Regions from separate parts of the Homo sapiens genome. Here all the other regions are linked to region 3. Evidence: chromatin contacts called from ENCODE Hi-C or POLR2A ChIA-PET data. All regions are on one chromosome and are shown on one strand. The core of a region is the stretch at or near the end of the contact, and the rest is flanking DNA. Distances in the headings are between cores, read along the strand shown. Region 1 has its middle 4.4 kb from the start of DPEP3. Region 2 overlaps CYB5B (cytochrome b5 type B). Region 3 overlaps CDH1 (cadherin 1).

Region 1 (2,700 bases), core at 58-2,557, 770 kb after region 3:
CCTGGACTAAAGCAATCCTCCCACCTTGGCCTCCCAAAGTGCTAGGATTACAGGAGTAAGCCACTGTGCCCAGATGGAGTAGGGTAACTTTGATTTACCTAGCCAACCATAAGCAAACATTTTAAACTGTGCTTATGTATTATTTTGATAACATTTAAAAAATTAATTGTAACTTCATGCCCTGTCCTTTTCACATGTCTAATGTAGGAAATAGGGAGTCCTCTGAACCTCTTCCAGTTCTGGGGGCTGCCCATTAAAATAATACTTTTTTTATTTTTCCTGAGACAGGGTCTCTGTCACCGCTGGAGTGCAGTGGCACAATCATGCCTCACTGCAGCCTCAACCCCCTGGGCTCAAGTGATCCTCCCCACTCTGTTTCCTGAGTAGCTGGGACCATAGGCGCGCACCACCATGTCCAGCTAATTTTTGTATTTTTTGTAGATACGAGGTTTCACCATGTTGCCCAGGCTGGTCTCAAACTGCCAGACTCAAGTGATCCACCCACCTTGCCCTCCCAAAGTGCTGGGATTACAGGCGTGTGCCACTATGCCCAGCAAAACAATTTAAAATAATAGGCTGAGAGCGGTGGTTCACACCTGTAATCCCAGCACTTTGGGAGGCCGAGGCGGGCGGATCACAAGGTCAGAAGATCGAGACCATCCTGGCTAGCACGGTGAAACCCCATCTCTACTAAAGACGCAAAACATTAGCCGGCTGTGGTGTCACGCGCCTGTGGTCCCAGCTACTTGGGAGACTGAGGCAGGAAAATCACTTGAACCCAGGAAGCAAAGGTTGCAGTGAGCCGAGATCACGCCACTGCACTCCAGCCTGGGTGACAGAGTAGCACACAAAACAAAAAAAAAACACAAAACAAAACAAACCCAAAAACAACAAAACAAAACTAAGCTAAAATAATAATGATAATAATAATAATAATAATAATAATAATAATATAGGAAACAGGTGCACATGCAATGCTTCTGCACTTTTCTTAAACTATTAGCAAAGTTGCCATTCTTCATGTTGTTCCAAGTCACTTAAATAAAGACCTTCTGGGCAGGCCGGGGAGATTTATGGGAGACCAAAATAAACATGACCTTTCTCTGCCCTTCCTGAGAGAACCAAAGCTAGAAGCAGCTGGGTCACACTTGGCCATTAACCCCCAGGCATGAGGAGGAGCAGACAGCAACCAACAAGGGGAAGTGGTCGCCAGAGGCCAAGGCCCTTCTTGAGGTGCCCAGAAGGGGATGCCCACTTATCAGGGAGCCCAGGTGGAAAAACAAGAGACAGACACAGACGCAGAGGGAAGATAATTTAGATTCGGTCTGTGTCATTGGCCTTTCTCAGCAGCAACTGGCCCAGGAAGTTCAGATGCTACCCAGATTCAGGGTTTTTTTTGTTTTGTTTTGAGACGGAATTTCCTCTTGTTGCCCAGGCTGGAGTGCAGTGGCGCGATCTCAGCTCACTAGAACCTCTGCCTCCCAGGTTCAAGTGATTCTCCTGCCTCAGCCTCCCGAGTAGCTGGGATTACAGGCACCTGCCACCAGGACCAGCTAATTTTTTTTGTATTTTTAGTACAGACGGGGTTTCACTATGTTGGCCAGGCTGCTCTCGAACTCCTGACCTCGGGCGATCCACCCAACTTGGCCTCCCAAAGTGCTGGGAATACAGGCGTGAGCCACCATCCCCAGCGTTGTTTTTTTTTTTTTTTTGACAGGGTCTCACTCCCATTGCCCAGGCTGGAGTGCAGTGACACGATCTCAGCTCACTGCAGCCTCAACTTCCTGGCCTCAAGTGATTCTCCTACCTCAGCCTCTGGAGTAGCTGGGACCTCCGGTGCGCACCACCACGCCTGGCTAATACTTTGTATTTTTAGTAAAGACAGGATTTCACCATGTTGCCTAGGCTGGTCTCAAACTCCTGGACTCAAGCAATCTGCTTGCCTTGGCTTCCCAAAGTGCTGGGATTACAGACATGAGCCACTGCGCTGACCCAGATGCAGTTTTTGTTTGTTTTGAGACGGAGTCTTGCTCTGTTGCCCAGGCTGGAGTGCAATGCACTCGGCTCACTGCAACCTCCGCCTCCGAGGTTCAAGTGATTCTCCTGCCTCAGCCTCTTCAGTAGCTGGGATTACAGGCACACACCACCCTGCCCAGCTAATTTTTGTATTTTTAGTAGAGATGGGGTTTCACTGTGTTGGCCAAGCTTGTCTCAAACTCCTAGACTCAAGCAACCTGCCCGCCTCAGCCTCCCAAAGTGTTAGGATTATAGGGGTAAGCCACCGCATCCGGCCCCAGATGCAGTTTTGAGATCTATTTCCCCTGCACCAGGATTTTTTCAACAGGAAATGACGAGGAGCTGCTGGAAGCTAGCCTTGTATTGTCTTTAAGGAGGATTTCTGCCCCAGGTGAAATAACGTGTCAGACCAAGCCCCCTCATGCTCTCAGGACCAAGAGACCTAGTCTGATCTTGTCCCTCAACTCCATGCCTTAGAGAATCCACCTGTGCCTCCTCCACAACAGTTGTTGTAATGCCCAAACTAGACCTCTGCTGGGCTGTTAGCCAACCCTGGATCCCCTCTCCACTCCTCCATGCCCGATCCAGACCTTTGAAGCAAGGTTCAGCTACTGCTGTGGTGCCTCCCCCAACCCCCATGACCCTGATTAGCCCTCACCAGCACTACCCATGATTTCCCTTAGC
Region 2 (2,700 bases), core at 160-2,659, 710 kb before region 3:
ACCCCGTTCCCACTTCACAGCCATTAAAACACAGCCTTGCTTTTTGCATTTCACGATTATCAAATGAACGATTCACTTCACGAAAAGAACAGTGAGGAGAATCCTGGAGAACCACGGAACTCCCCACCACGTTATGCTAAACACACCATTAGCACAGACACGGGAGACTGTCATGCTTCTGAAATCCTTTTCTTCCAGAACACCTGAGGATTACAAAACCAACACTTCTACTTAAAAAACACCTTTTTAAATTAAAAATAATAAGTGTAGTCGGGGCAAGAAAAGGAAAACAGTGTCTTTATTGTGTGTAGTTCTAACAAACGTTCACTGTGTGCGCATTCCAGCAGAAAGAGACAAAGATCTTTGTTCAAAATATTCTGAAAAAGGTAAACTAACTGCATTATTGAATACACAAAAGGAATGTTACCGTTACTTGTTCATAGTCAAAGGTGAAGTTAAAAAAAAAGGGAAGTTAAATAACTGAAGTAATGGTTTGCCCAAATAGCAAACGTAGGATACAAGCGTGGGCAAAGAGCAGCTACTGAAGCTCATGAGGAGGATGCTGGATATAGGGTAGGTAACTTGACAAATGCCTCTGCTTCTTTGGAACCTTCTTCCTAGATCACCCCCACAAATTCCAAACCTGGCTCTTTCAGAGCACAACAGCCAAATGTAACTAAACTCCTCATTACTTCTGTGATATTTGGCAACAGAATAAGATAGTTTAAAAAAAAATCAATTTCTTGTTGAGACAAGACATGTCTGAATCCATTTCTCTTGGGGTAGGAGGAGGTAATGAACATTAACGTTCTGCATCTCAATCTCCTAAAATGGAATTTAACCAGATAGATATCGCTTGAGATTTTAAAGCAGGAGATACCATAAGTAATGATACTCCAGGCCTGTAAAGCATTTTTCATTGTCCCACATTGCAGCTAAATGAGTATAAACTCGACAGTGTTCTGATTTCACAACATATGCATTTATGACAACTGCTAAAACAACTTTACAGGCTCAAACGATAGGTTCCAAGGGATTTTTGTTTTTGCTTAAGCAGTCTTGAAGAGATCTAAACACAAGATAAACTTTGACCCCACCACTCTGTTATCTTTACAAATGCAGAAGTCATTTGGAAACCAAAACCAATTGCTGAGTAGGGGCTGAGGAATTTTGGTGTCATTTCAAACTAGACTCTACTGAGGCAGGTTTAAACCCTGGCTCTCAGGCCAGGGGCAGTGGTACCAACACCCTCTATTTCGGTAGCATGAAACTTCTCTCACCTCCTCCTTCGTGTCCAGCAGCCATGATGTGTACAGTACAGTTTGCAGCAGCAGCAGCAGCAGCAGCTAGTCTTCCTCAGGAATAAACAACCGAACACCCCAGAGACCAGCTCCAGGTGGCACTGTCAGCCAATGGGGACTGGCTCCACTTGCTCTCCAGAGGGTTTTTCACCAGCTACCCATGTCAAGACTGTTTTGTGAATTCAAGTCTACTTCCTAAAAAAAAGGTCCTTTTGGATGGATTTGGCTAGTGTGCTATACTACTTTATTGTATAGAAAAACCTCTGCAAACTCTCACACAAGATTTAGCTTTCACCTGGCTGTTTTTGTAGGCAACAAAATAACAGTAAATGGACCCCAAAGTGATTTTCCAGATACAAAGTGACATCACATCGGCAGTAGTTCAGAAGAAGCCCTGGGTACTGGGGGATTTCATGGGTGGAAGAGACAAAGTCTAATTATCTTTTCCTCTGGCTCTCAGCAAAAAACAAGTGCAGATGTAAACAGGAAAAGAAAACCAATGTGAAGTAGAAAAACATACCTTTTGCATTGGCATTTACCTTAAAAATAACAAAAACACCAATTTTACTTAAGATGGTAGTTCTTTAACATTTCTTATAAGCCAGATGTTTTTCATTCAATTTCGGACATTGCCAACACACTTTTACAACTGATTCAAGTTATCTTCAGGCTTGGCTTTAGTTTGAATGTTCCCTTTCAAGCTCCTCAATACTCCTCTGTTCTTTACTTTTACCCCAATGTACTCCAATAATCACGCAATTTATTTATTACAGGCAATCATATACCAATCCTTCCTTGCCTTTAAATAGAGAAGCATCAAGTCATACCACTTTTGTTAAATAATAACCAAAGTTTTTTTCAATATTGTCTTAAAAGTAGCATCTTATAATGCATACAAACATTTTTCTAAAGATAAAAGCTTTACTAAACCCATATCCCTGATAATAAAAGTCAGCCAGAAATCTCCTAAAATTACTCCCAAATATATCCAAGTGTGCAAGTACAAGGTTAATATTATTTTGATGAATTCTGTATTCATTCAACTGCTAAATCACAGGATACAAGACCTGGGTTGAACTTTTTCTTAAATAGTTTACATGGGCAGTCCCTGGTTTGCTGGGCAGTTTCCTGTCTCATCAAATCCCTGGCAAGCTGGGAGGGAGGGAGGAGATGCTGAGCAGCCTCTATGGTCCTTCTTGAACCAAGCTGCTCCCTGCTGGATATGACAATGGCTCAGAAGCAGACTAGCAATTCTCAAAGGACAGGGAGAAAAATCACCACAGTTGCTGGCAGAAAACAGCCAGTGTACTATTTATTTCCTCAAGTGCTTCCATGGGGGAAAAAATAAAAGTCTAATATGCCAGAGAAATCATCATTGAACCAATAAGACACAGTAACA
Region 3 (2,700 bases), core at 191-2,690:
TGTTTATCCCCTTTGTACAGGTGAGGGGACTGAGGCACAGAAAGATTAAGAAACTGGCCCTAGGGAATTCCCATTTGGGTCTCTCTCTCTCTCTCTCTCTCAAAAAAAAAAAAAAAAAAAAAAAAAAAGAAATAAAAAGAAGCCTACCCTAGGCAAAATGGGGTGGGGTTGGGATAGAGGGGAGGGACACAAAAAAATTTGAAAAAAAAGAAAGAAACTTGCAGGCCAGTGCAGCAACTCACATCCGTAATCCCAGCACTTTGGGAGGCTGAGGCGGGCAGATGGCTTGAGCTCAGGAGTTCAAAACCAGCCTGGGCAACATGGCAAAACCTCGTCTCTACAAAAAATACAAAAAAAAAAAAAAAAAAGATTAGCCTGGAGTGGTGGCATGCACCTGTAGTCCCAGCTACTTGGGAGGCTGAGGTGGGAGGATGGGGATGACTTGAGCCCAGGAGGCAGAGGTTGCAGTGAGCCAAAATTGTACCACTCCACTCCAGCCTGGGTGACAGAAAAAGGCCCTGTCTCAAAAAAAAGAAAGAAAGAAAGGAAGGAAGGAAGGAAGGAAGGAGAGAGAGAGAAAGAAAAAGAGAGAGAGAAAGAAAGAAAGAGAAAGAAACTTGCCCAAAATCACAGGAAAAGTAAGGGTCCAGTTGGGATTGGAATCCAGGCAATCCTGCTGCATTCCACCCTCCCAGTTCATCTTCTCTAAGAGAAGCTCATAGGCTAAAAGAGAAATAAATGCTGAAGAGTCAAATCTCTGTCAAAACCAGAAATGAAACCTCACATCTGGCAAGTAAAATGTGGTTTCCTAGGTTCAACAGCTTCCCAGGTATTTAAACACTCCCATGGTGGAAGTGAGAGGATTAGCAGAAAGAAGAATGAAAAATCATAACCAAATTACAAAGCCCAAAGAAAAATAAGTACAACTTACAGGAAGTTTCAAAATCAAAAACTCAGCTGGTTGCCATGGCTCACACCTGTAATCCCAGCACTTTGGGAGGCCAAGGTGGGCGGATCACTTGAGGTCAGGACCAGCCTGGCCAACATGGTGAAACCCTGTCTCTACTAAAAATACAAAAATTAGCCGGGCATGGTGGCGCTGGCCTATAATCCCAGCTACTCGGGAGGCTGAGGAAGGAGAATAGCTTGAACCTGGGAGGTGGAGGTTGCAGTGAGCTGAGACTCCAACACTGCGCTCCAGCCTGGGTGACAGAGCAAGACTCTGTCTCAAAACAAAACAAAACAAAAATCAGAGACTCAAAATACAGCTCTGAAACATCCAAAAACCTCAAGGAGTAGAAGAGGGCTTTGTTTTGTTTTGTTTTTTGTTTTTGAGAGAGCGTCTCGCTCTGTCACCCAAGCTGGAGTGCAGTGGTGCAAAACGCAGCTCACTGCAGCCTTAACCTCCTGGACTCAAGGGATCTACCTGCCTCAGCCTCCCATGAAGCTGGGATCACAGGCACACGCCACCATGCCTGGGTAATTGTTTTTGTATGTAGAGACAGGGTTTCCCTTTGTTGCCCAATCTGGTCTCCAACTTCTGGGCTCAAGCAATCCTCCCACTTTGGCCTCCCGAAGTGCTGGATTACAGGCATGAGCTACCGCACCCGGCCTCTTTTTAAATGCAGACTTGAGACAAGAAGGCAAAAGTTACAAGAAATACAACCACAAATTCTATTTTCTCCAGAAAATTTAGTCATGATTACAAGCCTGGGAGTTAGGTGGTAATGAAACCAGCCACATGAACGTCACCAAGCAGCTGTTATTTCTCCAAAACCTTTTAGCACGAAGCTAACAGAGACGAGATCTAGGGCTAGTATCTCCTGGGACTTATGAGTAAGAGCCGGCACCTAGAGTACCTGTCACTATAGAGGGTGATGTCACCGCTGATTCAACCTGATATTGAAAAACCTTACCAGGAGAGGCCTCTCAATGTCGGTGACTCAGGGCCCCACCCCACCTGTTCATAAAGTAAGTGCCCAGGTGTTTGCCTCACTGCTTATTCAAGGGATGATGTTTTCCAATAGGAAAGCCACAACTCTCCCCACCAACAAGTTGGTCATCTTGTTCCCTTTTTCAAACACTCCCACATAGTTGTGGTGAAGAATTTGTTGGGGAGGAAGCCTCGTACTGAAGGTGAGATTCCAAAGTAAGTACCAGGTCCTAGGAACACTCGTATACATGCACAAAAAAAAAAAAAAAATATGCCCTAAATGATGCCTGTTTAGAAAATATCATCCCTCTGCAGGAAGAATCTTTAGAAAACTCGGCTAGGCACAGTGGCTCATTCATGCCTGTAATCCCAGCACTTTGGGAGGCCGAGGAGGGCTTATCACCTAAGGTCAGGAGTTGGAGACCAGCCTGGCCAACATGGTGAAACCCCGTCTCTACGAAAAATACAAAAAGTAGCCAGGTGTGGTGGCACATGCCTGTAATCCCAGCTACACCGGAGGCTGAGGTGGGAGAATCGCTTGAACCCGGGAGGCAGAGGTTGCAATGAGCCGAGATCAGGCCACTGCACTCTAGCCTGGGCAACAAGAGCAAGACTCTGTCTCAAAAAAAAAAAAAAAAAAAATTTAGAAAACTCTGCTGGAGCAATATTCCTCTTGGGCAACATGCTGAGGGGTGGGGAGTGGCTTGGAATGAGCATTATTTCCTGGTTTGAATCTGATACCCTTTAAAGGAGATGTTCCTAAAGTG

Evidence for each region. Hi-C counts contacts between places; a loop is a spot of excess contacts on that map. ChIA-PET counts read pairs that join two places held with the same protein, here RNA polymerase II (POLR2A). Pooled maps may share reads with other maps.
Region 1: a pooled map shows a loop between it and region 3 (2.8-fold over the local background). The contact joins two enhancer-like sites. A Hi-C loop is called at or near these places in 1 of 37 single-sample maps with no recorded cell type and 2 of 50 pooled maps. POLR2A ChIA-PET finds 5 or more read pairs at or near these places in 1 of 52 experiments (OCI-LY7).
Region 2: a map with no recorded cell type shows a loop between it and region 3 (9-fold over the local background). The contact joins two enhancer-like sites. A Hi-C loop is called at or near these places in 8 of 37 single-sample maps with no recorded cell type and 4 of 50 pooled maps. POLR2A ChIA-PET finds 5 or more read pairs at or near these places in 1 of 52 experiments (GM10248).

The regions. Positions count from the first base shown.
Region 1 is chr16:67,983,563-67,986,262 of GRCh38, reverse strand. No RefSeq gene overlaps it. Among named protein-coding and RNA genes, the nearest start is that of DPEP3, 4.4 kb to the right of the region's middle. RefSeq lists silencers at 1,043-1,337, 1,460-1,559. Within about 2 kb of position 1,307, at least 8 of the 41 ENCODE cell types and tissues checked have a DNase peak (open chromatin) inside an H3K27ac peak, as active enhancers do; they include OCI-LY7, where a contact is called at or near this core.
Region 2 is chr16:69,463,845-69,466,544 of GRCh38, reverse strand. CYB5B (cytochrome b5 type B) reads right to left here. Exons shown (of 5, transcript NM_030579.3): 5 at 281-2,700. Among named protein-coding and RNA genes, the nearest start is that of CYB5B, 41 kb to the right of the region's middle. Within about 2 kb of position 1,409, at least 5 of the 41 ENCODE cell types and tissues checked have a DNase peak (open chromatin) inside an H3K27ac peak, as active enhancers do.
Region 3 is chr16:68,755,636-68,758,335 of GRCh38, reverse strand. The region is part of intron 2 of CDH1 (cadherin 1); the gene reads right to left. Among named protein-coding and RNA genes, the nearest start is that of CDH1, 20 kb to the right of the region's middle. RefSeq lists enhancers at 842-891, 936-1,080, 1,572-1,671, 1,665-1,809 and cis regulatory regions at 1,008, 1,737. Within about 2 kb of position 1,440, at least 16 of the 41 ENCODE cell types and tissues checked have a DNase peak (open chromatin) inside an H3K27ac peak, as active enhancers do; they include OCI-LY7, where a contact is called at or near this core.